Regions from separate parts of the Homo sapiens genome. Here regions 2 and 3 are each linked to region 1. Evidence: read pairs that join two places in POLR2A ChIA-PET (ENCODE). Cell type or tissue: PC-9. All regions are shown on one strand. Region 1 overlaps COG5 (component of oligomeric golgi complex 5). Region 2 overlaps COG5 (component of oligomeric golgi complex 5). Region 3 overlaps HBP1 (HMG-box transcription factor 1).

The links. ChIA-PET counts read pairs that join two places held together with the same protein. Peaks named below come from ENCODE experiments on the same cell type or tissue, not always from the same donor. Only the 100,000 strongest peaks of a DNase experiment are listed, where the experiment ranks them.
Region 2: POLR2A ChIA-PET joins it to region 1 with 14 read pairs; 3 of 35 experiments call an interaction of 5 or more read pairs at or near these places.
Region 3: POLR2A ChIA-PET joins it to region 1 with 18 read pairs; 2 of 35 experiments call an interaction of 5 or more read pairs at or near these places.

What each region holds. Positions count from the first base shown.
Region 1 is chr7:107,503,311-107,511,310 of GRCh38, forward strand. The region is part of intron 6 of COG5 (component of oligomeric golgi complex 5); the gene reads right to left. Among named protein-coding and RNA genes, the nearest start is that of GPR22, 37 kb to the left of the region's middle. RefSeq lists enhancers at 4,634-5,135, 5,136-5,635. In PC-9, no CTCF peak of the experiment used is centred here; DNase peaks (open chromatin) are centred at 2,941 and 3,431; H3K4me3 peaks cover 1,363 bases; H3K27ac peaks cover 2,779 bases.
Region 2 is chr7:107,400,966-107,408,965 of GRCh38, forward strand. The region is part of intron 7 of COG5 (component of oligomeric golgi complex 5); the gene reads right to left. Among named protein-coding and RNA genes, the nearest start is that of GPR22, 65 kb to the right of the region's middle. In PC-9, no CTCF peak of the experiment used is centred here; DNase peaks (open chromatin) are centred at 3,976, 4,316 and 4,806; H3K4me3 peaks cover 398 bases; H3K27ac peaks cover 1,537 bases.
Region 3 is chr7:107,190,717-107,198,716 of GRCh38, forward strand. HBP1 (HMG-box transcription factor 1) reads left to right here. Exons shown (of 11, transcript NM_012257.4): 9 at 5,118-5,435. Among named protein-coding and RNA genes, the nearest start is that of HBP1, 26 kb to the left of the region's middle. In PC-9, a CTCF peak has its summit at 3,609; no DNase peak of the experiment used is centred here.

The sequences.
Region 1 (8,000 bases):
ATTTGGCTTTATTTCTGAGTTCTCTATTCTGTTTCATTGGGTCTATGTGCCTACTTTTATACCAGAACCATGCTGTTCTGGTAACTGTATACAGCCTTGTAGTATAACTAAGAGTCCAGTAATATGATGCCTCCAGATGTGTTCTTTTTGCTTAGGATTGCTTTGGTTATTTGGGCTCTTTTTGGTTCCAAATGAATTTTAGGATTTTTTTTCCCATTCGGTGAAAAATAATGTTGGTATTTTGATGGGGAATTGCACTGAATATGTAGACTGCTTTGGGCAGTATGGTTATTTTCACAATATTGATTCTTCCAATCTATGAACACAAGATGTGTTTCCATTTGTTTGTGTCATCCACGTTTTCTTTCAGCAGTTTTGTAGTTCACCTTGTAGAGATCTTTCACCTCCTTGGTTAAGTATATTCCTAGTATTTTATCTTTTTTGCAGATGCAAAAGGGGCTAAGTTCTTGATTTGATTCTCAGCTTGGTGGTTGGTGTGTAGCAGTGCTACTGATTTGTGTACATTGACTTTGTAACCTGAGACTTTACTTGTTTATCAAATCTAGGAGTCTTCTGGAGCAGTCTTTATTTAGGGTTTTTCATGTATACAATCACATCATCAGTGAACAGTGATAGTTTGACTTTCTTTTTCCAATTTGGAAGCCCTTTACTTCCTTCTCTTCCCTGATTGCTCTGACTAGGACTAGGACTTCCAGTACTATGTTGAATAGAAGTGATCAAAGTGGGCATCCTTGTCTTGTTCCAGTTCTCAGGGGGAAGGCTTTCAACTTTTCCCCGTTCAGTATGATGTCGGCTGTGGGTTTGTCATATATGGCTTTTATTAATTTGAAGGAAATCCCTTCTATGCCTAGTTTGTTGAGGGTTTTTTATCATAAAAGGATGCTGGATTTTACCGGATGCTTTTTCTGCATCTATTGAGATGATCATATAGTTTTTATTTATAATTCTGTTTATGTGATATATCACATTTATTGATTTGCATATGTTAAATCATCCCTGCATCCCTGAAATAAAACCCCTCGATCACCATGCATTATCTTTTTGATGTGATGTTGGATTTGGTTAGTTAGTATTTTGTTGAAAATTTTTGCATCAATGTTCATCAGGGATATTGCTCTGTAGTTTTCTTTTTTTGTTATGTCCTTTCTGAGTTTTGGTATCAGGGTAATACCGGCTTCAAAGAATGATTCAGAGAGAATTCCCTCTTTCTCAATCTTTTGCAATAGTTGCAGTAAGATTGATACCAGTTCATCTTTGAATATCTGGTAGAATTCAGCTGTGAATCTATCTAGCCCTGGGCTTTTTCTTTGTTGGCAATTTTTTTTATTACTGATTTAATCTTGCTGCTTGTTATTGGTCTGCTCAGGGTTTCTATTTCTTCCGGATTTAATCTAGGAGGGTTGTATGTTTCCAGGAATTTATCCATTTCCTCGAGGTTTTCTAGTTGATATGCATAGGGGTGTTAATAGTAGTCTCAAATGATCTATTGCGTTCTGTGGCATTGGTTGTAATGTCTCCAGTTTCATTTCTAATTGAGCTTATTTGAATCTTCTTTTTTTTCTTGGTTCATCTAGCTTAATGGTCTATCCATTTTGTTTATCTCTCAAAGAGAGAATTCAGTTCTTGGTGCTTTCAGGGGTGGAAACTCTGAGTTCCTTGGTTATTAAGAGTCTTTGTATGATAGCTTTCTCTGCTGCTGGTTGTAGTAGCAATATGTTGGTCATGTGAGCAAGTTCACTGTCTCCCATAGGGTTGAAATGGTAGAGGTCTCTTGACGCTTAATCTCATTCCCCTGTGATGTGCACTTTTTTATTTATTTTTTCCCCAGTATTTTATTTACTGGATTGAATATTTTAGGCTTCAGGCCAATACAGGAGGTGTCCACAGGTAAAAACCAGCTTTGGCTAAAGCAGGTGGGTAAATGCAATACCCAATGGTGGGGAAAGGTCCCAGCCTTGACAGAGGTGGCCGAGGAAGCTCTCAGTGAAACACACTGAGGTCTTACCAGAGGGAGGGACTGGAGCCACCTTAGCTCCCTTGTCAGGCTGGCAGAAAATTCATCTGCAGGAATGTTGATGTTTCAAGTGGAGAGGAATTGTGCCTCTGCCTCTCATGCAATCCTGCACTTGGAAAGTGCTCCTCCTGTGGGGATGCAGTCACCCTGAAGTGTTTCAGAGAGGTTGTCTATAGGTATACCCATGCCAAGCTCCCATGGGAAAAGCCCCACCTGTGTCTGCAGTGGTGAATGAGGGGGAAAAGAAGTCATCTTCTCCAAGGCTATTCACAAGCACCAGGACTGCCTGACTGTTGGGGCAGAGCTGCAGACTTTCCTTGCTGAGCCCAGCATGGCAACTGTATTTCTCCTGAAAGAAACTTCCCACCAGTGGAAAGATCTGGGACTCAAGGCCTCCCGCCTGGGTTCTTTTGTGCCATGGGTGGTCCCTTGATGTGGTACACTCTCCCTTCCCCTAGAAACAGGTGTCCCTAAGGGCAAGAATACTGTGAATGCTGTTGTTCCTCTGGGTCTAGATGCCCAGTGTGGCTGCCATACTCTAGGCTGCTGCTTGGAATGCCTGCAAGGAATCCAGAGATATGGCCTGTCCTCAAGTCTCCCAGCAGTGGGTACCAGTACCAGCTCTGATGGGGGTGGCAGGAAAGTGACACAGACTGTGAGATTCCTTGGTTATGGATAGTCTTAATGTGTTGGCTTTCTGAAATGATGGTTGTAGTAGTAATGAAAAGGTTATGTGGACAGACTCAGGACCTCCTGGTTGGCCAGGGTAGTAGAGGCAATGGTGACAGGTAAGGTCATGCACAAGTTTTCTCCTTCCTGGGTGCAGTATTATTCTACCTGGAGATGATGTAATGGACTGTGTTAGTTGGCCTCCAGCCAGGAAATGATGTGTGCAAAAGAGCACCAGCTGCAGTAGTTAACAGTGGTATTTGTGTTGGTCTTATGTTACCCAGGGGCAGTGCTTTGGTTTCTCAGGAATGGGCAGGGCCATAAAGCTCCCAAAAGTTTCTGTCCTTTGTGTTAAACTACCAGGGTGGCTGGAGGGGTAAAGCCAGGTGGGGGCTGGGGTCAGGCAGGTCCCTGCTCTGACTCTCCACAAGTGGGGCAAGCAGCAGCCCCTGGGCAGGAGTTTGAGGGAGGTTTCTCTGGCACTGGGGTAATGTTCCAGAGAGGTGTATTAACTGTCTCTGCTGCACAGAGAATTGTATGTAGGGAGTGGGAAGTAACAGGTGATAGTAAACCCCACCCAGCTCACCCAGCTCCCCGCATACTTCGCAAGGCAGATCTCACACCCACAGTTTCCCAGTAGCAGCATCCAGCTAAGTTCTAGACCTTCTACTCAAAACTGCCCCAAGCCATATGCCTTCCCTGCGGGAAAACAGGAACCACAGGTTTCAGGCCACGCCCCTCCCAGTTGGCTCACACAGCTGGGGCACCCAGCTCCCTAGCTTGTGGCTACAGGACACTTGCCACTCACCCTCTGGTTCTGGCCTAGGAAATTCTTCCTCATTCGAGGTTATCATGAAATTCAGTTGGGAGGTTCTTTCAACCTGTGACTGCTTCCTGAGTTAGCTGGCGGACTTCCATGAGATACACTGTGAGGCAGAATAATGAATGGCTCCCCTTGGTCTACTCTGCAGACTGGGAAAGCACGCAAGGCTGCTCCCACTGCCGTTCCTACTTTTATATATGTCACCACTTCCTAAATCAGTTCCAGTGTTGAGTAGGATAAAGGTCTTCCCCTGTGGGTTGGATTGTCAGGTTCCCCTGTAGGGGTGTGTATCCTGGAGGCAGTCTCTTCCACTCTCACCCTCTGGGGACTTACAGTTTTTCACCTGGCTCACAGTATAGGCTGTAGCCTGCAGCTTCTTTCAAAGCTCATGGTTTATTTTCAACCTTTCCTATCAATGAACAATTTTAATAGCCTTGAAATAAAACTTCCTTTTCTTTTCTTTTTTTTTTTTTTTTGAGATGGAGTCTCGCTGTCACCCAGGCTGGAGTGCAGTGGTGCAATCTCCGCTCACTGCAAGCTCTGCCTCCCGGGTTCACACCATTCTCCTGCCTCAGCCTCCCGAGTAGCTGGGACTACAGGCACCCACCACCATGCCCAGCTAATTTTTTGTATTTTTTTTTTTTTTTTTTTAGTAGACACAGGGTTTCACCATATTAGCCACGATGGTCTTGATCTCCAGACCTCGTGATCCACCCGCCTCAGCCTCCCGAAGTGCTGGATTACAGGCATGAACGACCACACCCGGCCGAAATAAAACTTTCTAAAATCTTCACCAACTGCAACATATTATAGACATCTCAAAAAACATTAATTACTTCAGTAATTAATGGGTCCCTATTGTATGGCAAGGTTATATAAATCATACTTTCATCTATACATAAGTGAGAAACGTTTGCCTATAAGTATTGTTTTATCAGATTAAGAAATATCATAGCTACAATAAGAACATCAGTGGATGAAACAAGTTTAAACTACCCCTCTCTTCCACAATAAATGTATCATAATGCTTCTATGACGTATTTGGTTTTAAGAATATTCTCTCATGGGGTGGGTGGAGCTAAGATGGCTGAACAGGAACAGCTCCCAGCGTGAGCGACGCAGAAGACGGGTGATTTCTGCATTTCCATCTGAGGTATCGCGTTCATCTCACTAGAGAGTGCCAGACAGTGGGTGCAAGACAGTGGGTGCAACGCACCATGCACGAGCCGAAGCAGGGCGAGGCATTGCCTCACTCGGGAAGAGCAAGGGGTCAGGGAGTTCCCTTTCCTAGTCAAAGAAAGGGGTGACAGAAGGCACCTGGAAAATCGGGTAACTCCCACCCTAATACTGCACTTTTCCAATGGGCTTAAAAAAACGGCACACCAGGGGATTATATCCCGCACCTGGCTCGGAGGGTCCTATGCCCACAGAGTCTCGCTGATTGCTAGCACAGCAGTCTGAGATCAAACTGCAAGGCAGCAGCAAGGCTGGGGGAGGGGCGCCTGCCATTGCCCAGGCTTGATTAGGTAAACAAAGCAGCCCCGAAGCTCCAACTGGGTGGAGCCCACCACAGCTCAAGGAGGCCTGCCTGCCTCTGTAGGCTCCACCTCTGGGGGCAGGGCACAGACAAACAAAAAGACAGCAGTAACCTCTGCAGACTTAAAGGTCCCTGTCTGACAGCTTTGAAGAGAGTAGTGGTTCTTCCACTACGCAGCTGGAGATCTGAGAATGGGCAGACTGCCTCCTCAAGTGGGTCCGTGACCCCCGAGCAGCCTAACTGGGAGGCACCCCCCAGTAGGGGCACACTGACACCTTACACGGCCGGGTACTCCTCTGAGACAAAACTTCCAGAGGAACGATCAGGCAGCAGCATTTGCGGTTCACCAACATCCACTGTTCTACAGCCACCGCTGTTCTGCAGCCACCGCTGCTGATACCCAGGCAAACAGGGTCTGGAGTGGACCTCTAGCAAACTCCAACAGACCTGTAGCAGAGGGTCCTGTCTGTTAAAAGGAAAACTACCAAACAGAAAGGACATCCACACCAAAAACCCTTCTGTACATCACCAACATCAAAGACCAAAAGTAGATAAAGCCACAAAGATGGGAAAAAAACAAAGCAGAAACACTGGAAACCCTAAAAATCAGAGCGCCTCTCCTCCTCCAAAGGAACGCAGCTCCTCACCAGCAATGGAACAAAGCTGGAAGGAGAATGACTTTGACGTGTTGAGAGAAGAAGGCTTCAGAAGATCAAACTACTCTGAGCTAAAGGAGAAAGTTCGAACCAATGGCAAAGAAGTTAAAAACCTTGAAAAAAAAGTAGACGAATGGCTAACTAGAATAACCAATGCAGAGAAGTCCTTAAAGGAGCTGAGGTAGCTGAAAGCCAAGGCTCAAGAACTACGTGAAGAATGCAGAAGCCTCGGGAGCTGATGCGATCAACTGGAAGAAAGGGTACCAGTGATGGAAGACGAAATGAATGAACTGAAGCGAGAAGGGAAGTTTAGAGAAAAAAAGAATAAAAAGAAATGAACAAAGCCTCCAAGAAATATGGGACTATGTGAAAAGACCAAGTCTACGTCTGATTGGTGTACCTGAAAGTGATGGGGAGAATGGAACCAAGTTGGAAAACACTCTGCAGGATATTATCCAGGAGAACTTCCCCAATCTAGCAAGGCAGGCCAACATTCAGATTCAGGAAATACAGAGAACGCCACAAAGATGCTCCTCGAGAAGAGCAACTCCAACACACGTAATTGTCAGATTCACCAAAGTTGAAATGAAGGACAAAATGTTAAGGGCAGCCAGAGAGAAAGGTCGGGTTACCCACAAAGGGAAGCCCATCAGACTAACAGCGGATCTCTCGGCAGAAACTCTACAAGCCAGAAGAGAGTGGGGACCAATATTCAACATTCTTAAAGAAAAGAATTTTCAACCCAGAATTTTCATATCCAGCCAAACTAAGCTTCATAAGTGAAGGGGAAATAAAATCCTTTACAGACAAGCAAATGCTGAGAGATTTTGTCACCACCAGGCCTGCCCTAAAAGAGCTCCTGAAAGAAGCACTAAACATGGAAAGGAACAACCGGTACCAGCCACTGCAAAAACATGACAAAATGTAAAGACCATCAAGGCTAGGAAGAAACTGCATCAACTAACGAGCAAAATAACCAGCTAACATCATAATGACAAGACCAAATACACACATAACAATATTAACCTTAAATGTAAATGGGCTAAATGCTCCAATTAAAAGACACAGACTGACAAACTGGATAGAGTCAAGACCCATCAGTGTGCTGTATTCAGGAAACCCATCTCACGTGCAGAGACACACATAGGCTCAAAATAAAGGGATGGAGGAAGATCTACCAAGCAAATGGAAAACAAAAAAAGGCAGGGGTTGCAATCCTAGTCTCTGATAAAACAGACTTTAAACCAACAAAGATCAAAAGAGACAAAGAAGGCCATTACATAATGGTAAAGGGATCAATTCAACAAGAAGAGCTAACTATCCTAAATGTATATGCACCTAATACAGGACAACCCAGATTCATAAAGCAAGTCCTTAGTGACCTACAAAGAGACTTAGACTCCTACACAATAATAACGGGAGACTTTAACAACCCACTGTCAACATTAGACAGATCAACGAGACAGAAAGTTAAAAAGGATACCCAGGAATTGAACTCAGCTCTGCACCAAGCGGACCTAATAGACATCTACAGAACTCTCCACCCTAAATCAACAGAATATACATTCTTTTCAGCACCACACCACACCTATTCCAAAATTGACCACATAGCTGGAAGTAAAGCACTCCTCAGCAAATGTAAACAGAAATTATAACAAACTGTCTCTCAGACCACAGTGCAATCAAACTAGAACTCAGGATTAAGAAACTCACTCAAAACCGCTCCACTACATGGAAACTGAACAACCTGCTCCAGAATGACTACTGGGTACATAACGAAATGAAGGCAGAAATAAAGATGTTCTCTGAAACCAACGGAAACAAAGACACAACATACCAGTATCTCTGGCACACATTCAAAGCAGTGTGTAGAGGGAAATTTATAGCACTAAATGCCCACAAGAGAAAGCAGGAAAGATCCAAAATTGACACCCTAACGTCACAATTAAAAGAACTAGAAAAGCAAGAGCAAACACATTCAAAAGCTAGCAGAAGGCAAGAAATAACTAAAATCAGAGCAGAACTGAAGGAAATAGAGACACAAAATACCGTTCAAAAAATTAATGAATCCAGGAGCTGGTTTTTTGAAAAGATCAACAAAACTGATAGACTGCTAGCAAGACTAATAAAGAAGAAAAGAGAGAAGAATCAAATAGATGCAATAAAAAATGATAAAGGGGATATCACCACCGATCCCACAGAAATACAAACTACCATCACAGAATACTACAAACACCTCTACGCAAATAAACTAGACAATCTAGAAGAAATGGATAAATT
Region 2 (8,000 bases), 100 kb before region 1:
AAGATGAAAGTATCTGCCAAGAAAATCAATTATTTAAAGCAGGGATCAGCATATTTTTTCTTTAAAGTGCAATACAGCAAATAGTTTAGGCTTTGCACACTACGTATGCTGTTTGTTTTTGCTTTTTTCCAACCATTTAAAAATATAAAAATAATTCTTAGCACTGCGGCAACATAAAAAAACAGGCCACGGGCTGTAGTTTACCAACCCATGATTTTGGGTGTTATGTAAGAGTTCAAATTAATTTCCATTCAAATTTAAGGATAAAATAAAAAGGACATGTCACACAACTAACATTAAGCTTTAGAGAAAAAAAATTTAAATGATTAGTTTTAAAATATCCTTTTAAATTATAAAAGCTATGACGGTACATATTATGTAACTATTATTAATAATGATATACAATGTTATCTCTAAAAAGAAATTGCCGAAGAGTAACTTTTAAAATTATTATTTATACATGTCATAAAGTTTATTTAATTGAATACCAATGTACTCCACATCAGGTCTCCATTAAATCTAATGAAAGCTATAGTGATGGGAACAAACAGACAAATATATGGTGAAACAACAGCAAATTATCATTTGAAGGTCATAAAGGAAATACGCGAGCTCTTACTACATTCATTCTTTCAAGTTGTTTACTGTGTGCCAAGGAACAAGTTTTGAACAAGAGGGGAAAAATTACTGAAACTCTAGTTAGTGGTAAAAACAATACTGGGACCAAATATACAAAGGAGTTTACACAGGCCCAAATGATGGGCTCTGTTGTATAATCCATGAGACAAGTCAGAAAAACAGCTAAATATATAAAAGCTGTACCTTTTAAAGCTAGGCAAATGGTGTTTGTTGGGTCATAAGGGAAGGAAAACATCCCAAAACAATTGCTTGCTGCCTGCAGAACTACTATCGCAAACTACAAAAGGAATCACTGTGTTCAACTTTAAGAGGACCTTCTTTTTGAAGCTTAAGATAATGCTTAACTTCCATAGAGCTCACTGAACACAATGCATTTGAACTAGTATCCTTGCTGTACCAGAAATAATTCAGAATTTTTAACTGCAAAAGTGAAAAGAGCTCATAATATCAAAATTTCTTACTGTATACTATATAGATATTTATCTACTGAACTTCAATTCTACATTATTTTCTTAGAGTAGCTAGGTCTAGGTCTAGGTTCTCTAGAGCTGGCTTCTCTAAGGTTGTCATGGTACTTTTGGCTGACAGTTGATAAGCACCAGGACCCTAGGCTTGACCAAGAAGGTCTTCTGCTTTAGGGAAAAGGCAAGTTCATGAATACTTAGTTACTATCACTAGCAACAATTACCACAGGGTCGAGATTATAGCCAGGTACCAAGCTCTGAAAGAAGTGAACACAGAAATCCTCTTTCCTGATGACCTCTAAAGACAAGTAAACACATTATCTTCCTCCACCTTGAACCTCCAGAAAGTCTCATACTTGTTTACTGGGAAAGCTTCTAATTCACAAGGTAAAGTCATCTTCCTAATTAAAATGTCATCATTTTACTGTGGGGGACTGGTATCTATGGTGACGCAGGAACTGATCCAGATCACAATTTCTACCACCTATTTTTGAAAGCTAGTTAAAGCCTGAGGTAATGGAGTCTGTTGTAATCCTGAAAAAATAAATAAACAAATAATGTCCTCTCCCTTTCTTTGTGTGACTTCTGTCAGTGAAAGATTGTATGGTGAGTAGAAAAGAGAGAAATGGGAACCAGGAAGAGCTGCAGGTGGATGGCATATCTAGTCGCATGCTGTGACAGACTGCCTATAGAGTTGAAAAATGTTTTTTCTAATATGATCATATTCTGTGCATCCCCAGAAGATGTGCTCTACATCACCAGTCCTTCCAAATTTTTCCAAAGAAAATGGTAGTGATATCACTATAAATCTTTCCGATACAGAAGTAATAAGACTTTTGTAAGGTCAGAAGTTTATTTATGTATTTTTCGTGTAGAAAGAAACAATAGCTCCTCCATATCTAAACAGTCATTTAGTTTATAAATCTGAAAATAGACATTTTGCAATATGATAGTATTTTATAATACTACAAAGCTATTTAAAACATACAAATAAATACAAAACACTTAGGCAATTAACTAGGAAAAAATAGTGATGAAAGAGGTTATTTGCATTTACTAAAACAATTTTGGTTTGGAAAGGAATGCTAAAAAAAGAAATTACACTAACTTTCTTCTAATAAATAGTTGCTTCAGATAACAAAGGAATAGCTATTATATTAGTCTGTTCTGGCTGCTGTAACAAAATACCATAGACTGGGCTTATAAACAAGAGAAATTTATTTTTTGCAGTTCTGGAGACTGGGAAGTCCAAGTTCAAGGTGCCAGCAGTTTGGGTATCTGATAAGGGCTCATGTTCCTAGTTCACAGAAAGACACCCTTTTTTTTTTTTTAAATTATACTTTAAGTTCTGGGATACATGTGTAGAATGTGCTGGTTTGTTATATAGGTATACACGTGCCATGGTGGTTTTGCCGCACCCATCAACCCGTCACCTACATTACCTATTTCTCCTAATGGTATCCCTCCCCTAGCCCCCTAACCCCAACAGGCCCCGGTGTGTGATGTTCCCTTCCCTGACAACGGACACCTTTTTAATATGATCCCACATGGCAAAAGGATAAGCAGCTCTCTCAGGCTCTGAGTAAAATGAGGGGTAGAAGGAGAGGGGAAGGTAGATAGTAAGTGCAAAAAGTCTTTTATAAGGGCACTAATCCCATTCAAGAGAGTCCCACCTTCATGACCTGTTTACCTCCCAAAGGCCGACCTCCAAATAACATAATTTTGGCGGTTAGGATTTCAACATAAGGAGAATTTAAGGAGGATGCATTGGGAACATAGCAGCCATAAAAATGAAGTGACAATTTATCTGCAAATTACAGTTAGGTGACTCTATTATTATTATTATTATTATTACTATTTTTATGATTTTAGTAAGGGCAGAATTCAATGAATAGAAACATCACCCATTTCTTTAACATGATTCAACAGAAAGTAACAATTTAGTTTTTAACAAAAGATCTCATTGAATTATCAGTCAATAACCAAAAATCTAAAAATCACTGAAGACAATGAAGATGGAGAATTTTTAGTGTTATTAAATACTACTAATTTCACAACTGGTAAAGATAGCACTAAAGACTCATGCTATTTTAACTTTTACAATGAACTGATATTGAAAATGATGGGCATCAACTACATACTCAATAAGAGAGGATCATCAACACTTTTGAGGAATCAAATTAATGTCAGAAATTAATTATTAAATGTAACTGATAATATGATGTAATTTTTCAAAAGTTCCTTGTTTACTGAACATCTATTCAGGCTAAGAGCCTATAAACTAAGTGCGTAATCATTCATGAATGCAATAGTACTTCAAAGTTAAAATACTGTAATTCTTTTAGTCTATATTTATAATAAACATTATACATTTATTTTAATCTCTGATACATGCGAGAATATAATTTGAGGATAAAATACATATAAGCTGTAGCATCTGTTCTAACAGGGAGCGTGAAGCATATTCCAGGCATAAAAAGAGTACCAAGGCCCTAAAGAAGAAAGGAAAATGGGATGTGAACGACTAATAGAAAGCTTGTGAGACTGAAAAGCAGAGAACATATGAGGAGAGTAGCATAAAATGTGCACGTTTAAATGTTGATGAGAAGGAGACAGTATAAGGGAAATGAGGGATGGAAATGTCAACAAGATAAGGTTCTAAGAAAATAAAAAATAGGATCTAGAGCAGAGGTGGTGTGAGAGGACTCTCAGTGAAGCAGGAATTAAGGACATCTGCTCAGAGTAAAATGGGGGTATGGCAAGAGAAGATGGTTGATGGAAAGTAAAGAGAGCGTAAAACAGTAATTTCAGAAGATGAAAAAAAAAAAAAAAAAAAAAAACAGTTGGCCAGAAAACAAAAATTCTGAGGAATGCTGAAGGACCAGTTTAGATTAATCATCAAATGGAGACTTCCTAAAAAAAAATTTATGCTATAAAAATTCCCTTTTCAATACAAATTGCTTCACAAATTGTCAAATAATTTTCAATATAATTATTTAATAAAGTTAGAATAAACTGCTTGGTCTTACTAAAGAAGGGGGAAGCAGGAGCTCCAGATCATGATTCTATTACTTGCCAGCTATGTAATCTTCAGTTAATTTCCTAACCTTTCCATCTCTTTGTTTCCTTAACCATACAGAAAATGGATAATTATATCTTCTTCACAGATCTGTTACTGCAATTGAGATAACAAATGTAAAGTGACTAACACAGAGCCTGACAAAGAACAGAGACTGAACAATGGTTCGTTTCACTCTTAATTCCTAAATTGCCTGCTGACACAGCTGGATGACACCTCTGTCTTGTTGCTCTCTGAGAAGAAAAGGCACTAGCTCCCAAACACAGGCTCTTTCTACTACGACAGCCTGCTTCCCAAGAAGCTTTATCACAGTGACGTGATTATTAAGAGTTTAATCCTCTCAGCTCCACAAAACCTGAAACTTGACTTTGTGAGAAAGCCAGGTCTGAGGAAGACAGACACACACAATTAAACTCAGAAAGATGTTACAAACACAAATATCAATTTATACATAAGAAATACAGTAAATTTCATGAACTGAACCAGAATGTTAATACTGGCAGATAATACATTTTCTCCCTTTAGGAAAATTACACAGCAAGCTGCAATAGTCTGAATGTTTGTGTCTTTCCTCCTCAATTCATATGATGAAATCCTAACTGCCAAGGTGATAGTATTAGAAGGTGTGGCCTTTGGGAGGTGACTATATCATGAGGGCAGGGCACCCATGAATGGGATTCATGCCCTTATAAAAGAAGCTTGAGGGTGCCTTTGCTCCTTCTACCACATGAGGACACATCAAGAGGGCATCATTTGTGAATCAGAATGTTGGCCCTCAGTAGATACCCAATCTGCTGGCACCTCCAGCCTTCAGACTTCCCCAGCCTCCAGAACTGTGAAAAATAAATTTCTGTTTATAAGCCACCCAGTTTATGGTGTTTTGTTACAGCAACCCAAATGGACTAACAGAGGAGCCAAATTGTACTCAGAAGGTTACTTTATACATCTAAATAAGACAAATGAATTGGATAATATTAAGGGATAATGTCAATAAACTATGATAATATGATACATATGGCCTTACAGGGAGAAAATACTCCCCCTCCACTGAGCAGAACCTATCCTCCTATGAACCATGCTGAGACATACAACAAAATTATAGTTCCCTGACTCCTATTTTTCTAAGATCTATGCAGATCATTCTACACCTACCCGTGCAGACACACATTACTTTTATACTTTTGTCTTTTTAATCTGATTTATTAGAAATAGGCCACTGGTTAAATAACAACAGTCATCTACTTTGATAAATCTTTTGAATAAATTTATATAGTCTAAACAGATAACAAAACTATCAATATTTAAGGAATACTAACTTCCTAAAAGTTTGTCAGTCTCTTAATTTTTAATATGAATTTAAAAACCAAAGAAAAGTCAAACTTGACAACTGGTAAAAATGTGCACAAGACAATAAAATATCTAATATATATTTATTTAGAAACAACTAGGCTAGAAAATACTTTCTTACTTTAAATATAAGAGAATTAAATTAAAAAACAAAAAGCCTTTAAAAGTAACCATTCCTTTTTGACATGTTAAATTTATCCAACCCTATTGAAGATAATATTTTGGTTTCAAAAACGTTGGTACTGTTTCCCTTCTAGAATTACTTGGTTTGAGTCCCATGACTCTAAAATATGATACAATTTTAAGAACTGCATAAAGATATATACAAATGTATACATCAAAAACATGTCATAGATGCAAAATTTTAGGTAGTATATATACATAAGGTTTCCCATTAGATTAATACAAAAGGCTTATGACATTGCACTCCCTGAAATACAAATTGCCATCTTTCTCACAACTAAACAAACTATGCTAATATCAATTTTCTGTAGAAATATTCATCTTTATTCAAGGTTGACTTGGAATTCCTTAAGTATTTCTTTGAGAAGTAATTATCAAAGAATTTGATAATTTGAGCAATCATCCTTCAAAAGAAACATTAGGGCCAGGCACGGTGGCTCACGCCTGTAATCCCAGCACTTTGGGAGACAGAGGCGGGTCGATCATCTGAGGTCAGGAGTTTGAGACCAGTCTGGCCAACATGGCGAAACCCCGTCTCTACTAAAAATACAAAAATGAGCTGGGTGTGGTGGCACGTGCCTGTAATCCCAGCTACTCGGGGGGCTGAGGTGGGAGAATCACTTGAACCCAGGAGTCGGAGGTTTCAGTGAGCCGAGATCGTGCCGCTGCACTCCAACCTGGGCAACAAGCGCAAAACTCCATCTCAAAAAAGGAAAAAGAAAAATAAACATTAAGACCATCATCTAGTGTTTTATCCAATTATTTAATATTTAACAAATACTTATTGAGCAATTCAAAGAATGGGAAAACAGAGATAAAAGATATAGTACTAGGTCTTAATGAACGTCAATCCAGTGAGTACATCAAAACATATATATATTATAACAAGTGTGATAAATAAAATGCTCAAATATAATAAATAACATTATTAAGCATCTTCTTTTTTTTTTTTTTTTCAAAGGTGCTATTATAACCCTAAATAGAGGTTCTAAAACCACCCACAAGAATCAGGAAAGGCTATTTGGGGAAGTTAAGGAGGACAAAGTTGGGTAAAGAATGAATACAAAACAAACAGCCAGGTAAATTCGACCAGTAACTGTGTTCAAAGAATATTTAACATTAAATGCAAACCACAGAGGCTGAACAAACCTGTTATGTTCAGGGAAACAAGGGACAGCCATAAGTGTCATTTGGGGATGTAGCAAGATGGCAAAAAGCAAATGGGGTTACAGTTTGAGATTTATAAAGAGCAAAGTTGTTGAAGAATTTTAAGTAGCAAACGGACATGACTAGATATGCCTTATATTAAGATCACTGTGGAAGCAGTATGAGTATTAAATGGAAATCAGACACTAATAGAAGACTAATACAGTAATCAGGATGAGAAAGCTAAGGTATGAAACAAGAATACAGAAACAATCAGAGTAGAACAGGAGTCAACAAACTATGCTCGTGGGACAAATCTGGTTTATTGCTTGTTTTTGCTAATAAAGTGTTAATGGAACACAACCACATTCATTCATTTACATATTGTCTATGACTGTTTTCCTGCCTCAACAGCAGAGTTCAGTAGTTATAACTGAAACTAAATGGCCTATAAAATCTAAACTATTTACTATCTGTCTCTTCGCAAAAAGTGTGCTGGTCCTTAGATGAGCTGATTTCCAAGTTTTCCAGTTGAATAGTGGTGCTCCACAGCAGCTAACAAACACAGGAGAAGATATATTTGACAACTCTGTATTTTAATATTCTGAGTTACAGAGTCTTTATGATGGTCTCATGGAATAATGTGGATGATACTAAGAATGAGCTTGCTCAATATACATTCTGGCTTCCTTTTAGTATGTGTTTGCTGTAAAAGGGTCCAGATATGACTAATGTTCCATTAACTATAAGAACTTGTTTGACATTTAGATGGCAGAGGCTGTACTTTTCCTACTTCTGTTGTTTTCCCTGCCAAGCTTGGTCATAGAGTGTTTGGATTTCTTCTATCAGCTCTAATGGGGCCTGGTGTATAGTCCCTAGCATTATGAGTGCCAAAAGGCAGAACAGGGGACATCTATTTTGCTGATCTAGATCTTGTCAGAGGAAATATGGCTCTGAAGCTATCAAATGCAATGAAGGTTATATAAAACACCAGTGGGCAGTTTCCTGACATGGAGGTAGCAATATGTGCCCAACTTGCCCAATTCTCCACAGTTCAGTAGTTCTGAGAGGCTCAGATTATGGTCTTTTTCTTGAGCCCTCCCAACCATATCCTATAATAAACCCCTATCTACTAAAACTTG
Region 3 (8,000 bases), 310 kb before region 1:
TAACTGTATCTTTGTTTCATACTCATTTTGACCAAGGGCATTAGTTGCATGGTTTAACAAATAGTAGAAAATAGCCTAAACTTCACATCTAGAAAGGCTTAGAGAGGGAAGTGGTTATTCCTGAGATCACGTTGCTAGTAAGTGGCAGAAAAGGACAAGAACCCATGTGTCCTGACTCCAGAAGGTTGGCCAGCTATCTTCATTTATATGGGACTTTCCTGGTTTTTGCACTGAAAGTCTAGCTTTCAGGAAACCCCTCAGTCCTAGACAAACTGGAACAATTGGCCACCTTGCTCCTAGAAGGAACCCAGAGAAAGTCTGTGTGTAGGTATCTGGGATTTAAAGACTCATTCTTTCTTTAAGATAATTATCAAATCCATAGGCATGTACTGGCACTAAGTAGAGAATTCTCAAGAGTCCCTGCTGGCCTGTAGATTTTATTTCATTCAGTTTAATTAGTATGTTTTATATATCATGAGGATGAGTGAAACTATTATTAAAAAAGCAAATTGCATAGGGCCTGACACAAGCCACATGCTCGATAAATGTCTACAAGCTTATGCTCTTAATGCTGTTTGATTACATCCCTCATATACACTCTTTTTTGAAAAACTAGAAAAATGAGTCAAAATTTTAAGGACTGATACTTAGGATATATAGATTAATGATAACTCCTATGTTTTGGTGAGACTGTAACCTGATAGAAAAATTTTGGAAGATAATTTGGCTTTATCTTGTAAAGGTGAGTATTAGCAGTTTCATTCCTCTTTTATATATATTCTAGAGAAGTAAATTCTTGTAGTCATGCTCAAGGAGATGGTGCAAGTAAGTTTGTAGCTGTATTACTCATGATAGCAAAAATGTGGAAACAGTATCAATACTTATTAACTGGAGAGTGAATCCATGAAGTGTGATATAATCATATAGTGGAATTAGTGGAAAATGAATGAACCTTAGCTACAAACTTTAAAACATGGATCAATTTTTAAAACAATGTTAAGTAAAAATAAGTCTTGGAAATATACAGTATGAGTCTATTTTATGGAATCATGTTCCTTAGAAATAAATAAAATAACCCTTATATATGGTTTGTAATACACATTATATAATTATGTCAGGGGTCCCTAAAGACTAGCCCCCAGGTTTGATGATTTGCTCAGAGAATTCACAAGACTCTGCACATAGTTGTGCTCATGGCTGTGACTTATTATGGCAAAAAAATACTAATACAAAGCAAAATTGGGAAAGGGAAAAGATGTGGGGTGAAGTCTGAGGGAAGCCAGGCTTCCAGGGATCCTCTCCCAGTGGAATTAAGGGCATGTTTTATTCCCCAGCAGTGGGCTGTGACAACATATATGAAATGTCGTCTCCCAGGGAAGCTTGTTAGGCGCACTTGGCACCTAGGGTTTTTATTGAGAGCAGTCACGTAGGTTTCTTCTGCTTGGCACATAACAAAATCCAAACTTCCAAAAGGAAAGCAGGCATTCAGAGTAAACTGTGTTGTTTGTATATCCAGTCTAGGCACAGTAAACTACTCTTCTCAGTTGTGGGAATGATGGGACCCCTCAAAATCCAAGTTCTAGAAATTAGTCAAGGGTCAACCTTGTAAGTAGACTTTTGAAAGGATAGCAGTCATTTCTGCATAATGAAACACTGTATCTTATATATTAAGAAAGATATTAATAAAACTAATGCTACTGTAGTATTTATATGTTGTATTTATGAGTAATATTTTCATAATAAAATTATTGAAAAAGAATGATTAACATTCAGGAGAGTGGTTATTTCTGGGGTGGCAAATATGGAACTTAGTGATACTGGAAATATTATTCTTAATTTGGATTGTGGGTTCACTCATTTATTTGTATGCTTCATAACTTACAAATATATGTAAAGTTTACATATTATTACATAGCACCAAACTTTTTTAAAGTAAAAGGGAAAACTTGCCTGCCTAATTCCTGCTTTTCTGAGATAGCAAATTCTTACCATTTGATCTCACTGAATAATAATCACTCCCAAGATGATGTTAGTCATTGGTCTCATTTTACTGTTGAGTGACTTCAATATAACAGCAGGAGCACCCACCCTGCAAAGGAGTGGAAATGGGTGGTATCATCATGGAGAAACCAGGAAAAAATTGAGAAGCTGAAAGTGACTTTATTTTCATTGTGGATTAGACTGGTTAAGGGAGATGATGCCTGGCCTAGGGGGAGGGCAAGAAGAGAAAGAGGTAAGAAGAGGAAAAAGTCCAAGTTGGACTGCTCCAAGCAAATTCTCGGGTCATGGTTTACAGAGGACATGTGAGTAGTTTCTAGCTCAGGAAGAATCAGAAGTCAGCAATCAGTTGATGAGCTCTCATACATAATTCAAGGTTCTGTTGTAAGTAGCCCATTCTGAAACATTGAGAATTGAGGCCAACCTTCTAGGCCTCAGGCGGGTTTAAAACAGTCAGTTTTGACTCTTTGAAGTTGACATTTCTGTTCAGGTAATATGATTTAACAAACTTGAGTGCCTACTATATATATAATGTTAATTTATTTAATATTAATTACCCTATTTGTAGATTATATCCTCATTTTACAGAGAGAAGTAAAGTTGAGAGAGGTTAAGGAACATGCCCAAAACAAAGGCAGTTAGTATCAGAATTAGGATTCAAGCCCATATCTTGTAAAGATTCCAAATTTTGAGTTCTCTAGCTACTCACCTAAGATACTTCTACAATAATAGATACTCCTAATGGCAAAATACACTGTGCCAGCCTCTGCCCTGTGTCTTATGTTTATTGTTCTTTTTGGCACCACTGCATAGCATAGATTTATTTTACAGATAAGTAAACTGAGGCTACAGGGTTTATTTAACTTGCCCAAGGTCATATTACTAGCTGGAATTTGCACTCAGTTAAAATTTTCCATTATTATGTTATTCAGAATTGATTAAAAAATGAGTTAAGAATGGCCATACCTCTTTGCTTCCAATCTAGAGAAGGAAATGGATTAGTAAATGTATACAGTAGATGTACACGCTGATTGAGAGGCAGTGTAGCCTGATAGGAACATGAGCTCGATCTGGACTGCCTGGATTCAAATCCTGGCTCTGCAATTGATTTGCTATGGAAGCTTGAGTAAATTAATATTTCTGTGGCTCCTTTAAAAAAATCTGTAGAATGGGGATAATATTGGAAGGATTAAATAAGTTAATATATGTGACATGGTTAATAGGCACTACATTATTGTGGAGTTTGCCATTAAGACTAATGATTAGACAGTGAAGTGAGAATGGGCATTCTAAGCTTAAGGAATGGCATGTACACAAAGTAGAGCTGTGAAAGGCACATTTGGGTACAGGTGCTTTAGTGAAGAGAATGAATGCTTACCTAAGGTAGTATAGCAAAAGATGAAGCTGTTTTTAAAGATACTCTATGTCATTACTGCTGCAGTAATGTTAGTCATTGAATTTTGTGACTGAATATTTAAAACTGATTTAAGTTGTATCCATAATGGAAGTAGATGATAAGTTATATTTGTGCCACTAGATGGTGGAGTTTTCAAATTTTAGTAATTAGCTTACCCAGTATCTTTTAGTATTTTAAATTGTAATCATTTTCCATCAGTAGAGATGGGTAATTTTGTGTCAGTGCTGAAGTTTGCTATTTTTCTAAATTATGTATGGGAGGGGCTGAAGATATCTTACAAAAACTGCAAACCTAGAAAGCAGACATTGTTTTCCTGACGTAATACTGATTGCTAAGCATTCATGAGGTAATTTTGGAGTCATAGTTTAAGTACATTTATTTCATGCAATACTTTCAGAAAAAAGACATTGTGTGCTTGATAAGTGGTAGAAGTCATTTACTGTGTGTAGTCAGTGGCATGGACCGCCCTCATTCCTTTGGCTGTTTCCATCTATCTTTAGAATTTTGTAATCTCATGTTTTACCTTTAGGTAGATGGTATTCCTGTAGCTAATATTAAACTATTTTGATGTATTACCGGAATTTCTGTTTCAGGGAAGGAAGTAGGAGCTAGGTTCAGATTAGAAGCTGAATAAAAGGTTTCCTGCCAAGAAGATAGAAAAGTACTATAGGCAGAAAGAGAGTTAATGCTGGAACAAAAGAGAATTCTTTAGCTTATTTCCATGTCTATGTAAACTGAACATACAGAACAAAATGTGGCCTTTCCTGACAAAGGCAGGTTTTTACAATGAACTTTATGTTATTAGGCTATGTTATAGGTCATGGATGGCCTTTCGGGAGACTGATGTATGTATGGCTCTCTTTACCTAAACAAATGACCCAGATTACTGGGCATTTTAAGTTCCTTTATTTGTTTTTTATTTTTTTTGAGACGGAGTCTCACTCTGTTGCCCAGTTGGAGTGCAGTGCTGTGATCTGCCTCCCTGGTTCAAGCGATTCTCCTGCCTCAGTCACCCGAATAGCTGGGATTACAGGCATGTGCTGCCACGCCTAGCTGATTTTTGTATTTTTGGTAGAGATGGGGTTTCACCATGTTGCCCAGGCTGGTCTTAAACTCCTGACCTCAGGTGATCCACCCACCTCGGCCTCCCAAACTGTTGGGATTACAGGCGTGAGCCACCAGGCCTGTCCTTAAGTTCCTTTAGCCACATTTAACAGCTTTTCACTGCCTTTCCCAACCATTTGTTTTCTATAGTAGTCCTTAGGCCTGGTATGTTGCCTGCCACTCCATTTTAATTTTCTAGGTCTGGGTGCCTATAGGCCAAGAAACCATATTGTCACATTTGTCCAGAAATGAATTTAAAGTAAGAATAAGTGGGTTGTGTAGGATTTGGAGGAGTTACTTGCTATGAATAAAGTATGCTGATTATAACATTCCTTTGGGGGGTTCAAAGTCTTTTTTAAGCTTTTGTATTATCTGCAGAGGTTTTTTAAAAAAATTAATTTCAGTTAGCACATATACAGATTTCATTTTATAAGCAACTATCAGTGGCAAAAGTTGTTAGTGTTGGTAACATGATATAGGGGGAAATGCACTGAAATTTCCAATCAGATGTTTTCTTTTTTTTTTTTTTAACCTGCTTTTTAGAAATCAGAGAATTCAAAATTGAATTAAAATATTATTATTTTTTTTAATTTTATAGCTATGACTTCACACCTATGGATTCTTCTGCAGTTTATGTGTTAAGTAGTATGGCTCGCCAGCGTCGTGCATCTTTGTCTTGTGGAGGACCTGGTGGTCAAGACTTTGCAAGATCTGGATTCAGTAAAAACTGTGGCTCACCTGGATCATCACAGCTCTCTTCCAATTCTTTGTATGCTAAAGCTGTCAAAAACCACAGCTCAGGGACTGTGAGTGCCACTTCTCCTAATAAGTGCAAAAGACCAATGAATGCCTTCATGCTTTTTGCCAAAAAATACAGAGTTGAATATACTCAGATGTATCCAGGGAAAGATAACAGGTAAAAATAGTGATAATTCTGATTACAATAAATGAGTAACACTTCAATACGGTTCATGGTAACTGGAATAGTTAAGTAAACTTATTCTTTAATAGCTTTTATTCAACTCTTAGGTTGACTTTTTTGTTTGTTTTTGAGACGGAGTCTCGCTGTGTCACCCAAGCTGGAGTCCAGTGGTACGATCTCAGCTCACTGCAACCTCCGCCTTCCAGGTTCAAGTGATTATCCTGCCTCAGCCTCTCAAGTAGCTGAGACTACAGGCGCCCACCACCATACCTGGCTAATTTTTTGTATTTTTAGTAGAGACAGGGTTTCACCATGTTGGCCAGGCTGATCTCGAACTCCTGACCTCGTGATCCACCCACCTTGGCCTCCTAAAGTGCCGTGATTACAGGCGTGAGCCACTGTGCCCGGCCAGGTTGACTTTAAAGTAAAAAGTTTAAGTGGAATTTTTAGGGTTATATGTAATTATTTTATAATACATAGACAATTAGGTTATCTACCTTAGTAGTAAGGATCTACCTTTTATTATTTGTGCCATAGCCCAGGCTGCAGTACAGCGGCGCAACTCACTGTAGCCTGTATCTCCCAGGCTCAATCCTCCCACCTCAGCTTCCTGAATGGCTGGGATTACAGGCACATGCCACCACACCCAGTTAATTTTTGTATTTTTTGTAGAGATAGGGTTGTGCCATGTTGCCCAGGCTGGTCTCAAACTCCTGGGTTCAAGCCATCTGCCTGCCTCCCAAAGTGCAAGATCTACCTTTTAAAATCATGTTATTTATCTGTTGGAGGACACGGTTCTAACAATTAACAGTTCTATCTTTATGGAACAGCTTTTCACCTGAGTCAACTATGGATTGTACGGGGAACTGGCAATTTGTAGCAAGCTGCCAGAGTTGTCAAAACGGTGAACTTAAGAGCTGTCCTCAGTAGAAGCTGGAAATAAAAATCAACTCAAGTCCTTCCTACTCTGTTGCCTGTACCCTTACTCATCTCCGAGTCCTCTACTGCTGAATCCCTCTCAAACCAGTCAAGTTCTCCATATATTAATAACGCTGTCTTCTTCCAGTCTTTGTACCCTGAGGATCAAAACTACCATTTGCTTTATCTTGATATCATGAGAAAAGTCATTACTGTGTTACCACAGTAATGAATAGCTTTGTCCTAGTTCCTTTAGACACATAAGTGTGTAATTAGTGAGTCAAGAATTCTAAGAGTCTTTTTTTGTTTGTTTGAGGCGGAGTCTCACTGTCATCCAGGCTGGAGTGTAGTGGCAGGATCTTGGCTCACTGCAACTTCTGCCTTGTGGGTTCAAGCGATTCTCCTGCCTCAGCCACCCGAGTAGCTGGGATTACGGGCATGCGCCACTACACCCAGCTAATTTTTTGCATATTTAGTAGACATGGGGTTTCACTATGTTGGCCAGGCTGGTCTCAAACTCCTGAGCTCAAGTGATCCGCTCACCTTGGCCTCCCAAAATGCTGGGATTACAGGCATGAGCCACGGGCCCAGCGCTAAGAGGCTTTTTAATACTATTGAAATGTTTTAACTCTTGGATCTGTCAGTCATTTGTGTGACTTTTGGCAATTAATCTTTAAGTTGTAATCCATTTCTTCAGTAAAAAGAGTGGGTTTAAGTGTGTTTTTTAAAAAAAGTTAGTTTGGAAGTCTACTTCTGTGACTGACTTTTAGGCTTTAAAGACATTTTAAGAGTAATTTGTACCTTTCCCCTTGCTCAATTTGTTTTTCCTGAGAAAATGACTGGCCTTAGATTTAGTGACAGGTACATGCTGCATTTCTCTTTTTGTACACTTCTGGTATTTAATTATTAAACATATCCTTTGACATCTAGAAACAGGATTCACGTCCCTGTAAGTCTCTTCCCCGCCAGTAGTTGAGAATGTCAGCTGGGATGCATTCTGTATTTATTTCCAATTCTGGGGAACTGGACTATCCTGATTATAAGGGGTGTAAATCTCATTTTATCTTTAGATGTTTTGTTTTCTGATCTTTTTATAGGATCTCTAAATCAGGTTATACCCTTTATTGCTCAAAAATCTTTTTTTTTTTTATGAGATGGAATCTTGCTCTGTCACGCAGGCTGTAGTGCCAGTGGTGTGATCTCGGCTCATTGCAACTGCTGCCTCCTAGGTTGAAGTGATTCTCCTGCCTCAGCCTCTGAGCAGCTTGAACTATAGGCATGCACCACCACACCTGGCTAATTTTTTGTAGTTTTAGTAGAGATGGGGTTTCACCTTGTTGGCTAGGCTGGTCTCGAACTCCTGATCTCAGGTGATCTGCCCACCTCTGCCTCCCAAAGTGCTGGGATTACATATGTGAGCCACCGTGCCCAGCCAAATCTGGTATTTTCTTTGCATTTTAGCATTGCTCCCATGTGATATACTGGTAATCAATCATCTAACATTGAGGGCCATCAGATATCACCTATCTCTAAACTGAATGGGATAAATCATAATTTTGAAATTGGATTCTTCACTGTCTCTAATAAAGCTGCCTTAATTCAATGAATAAATTCTCATTTGGAGGCAAATTCTGAGGGAAT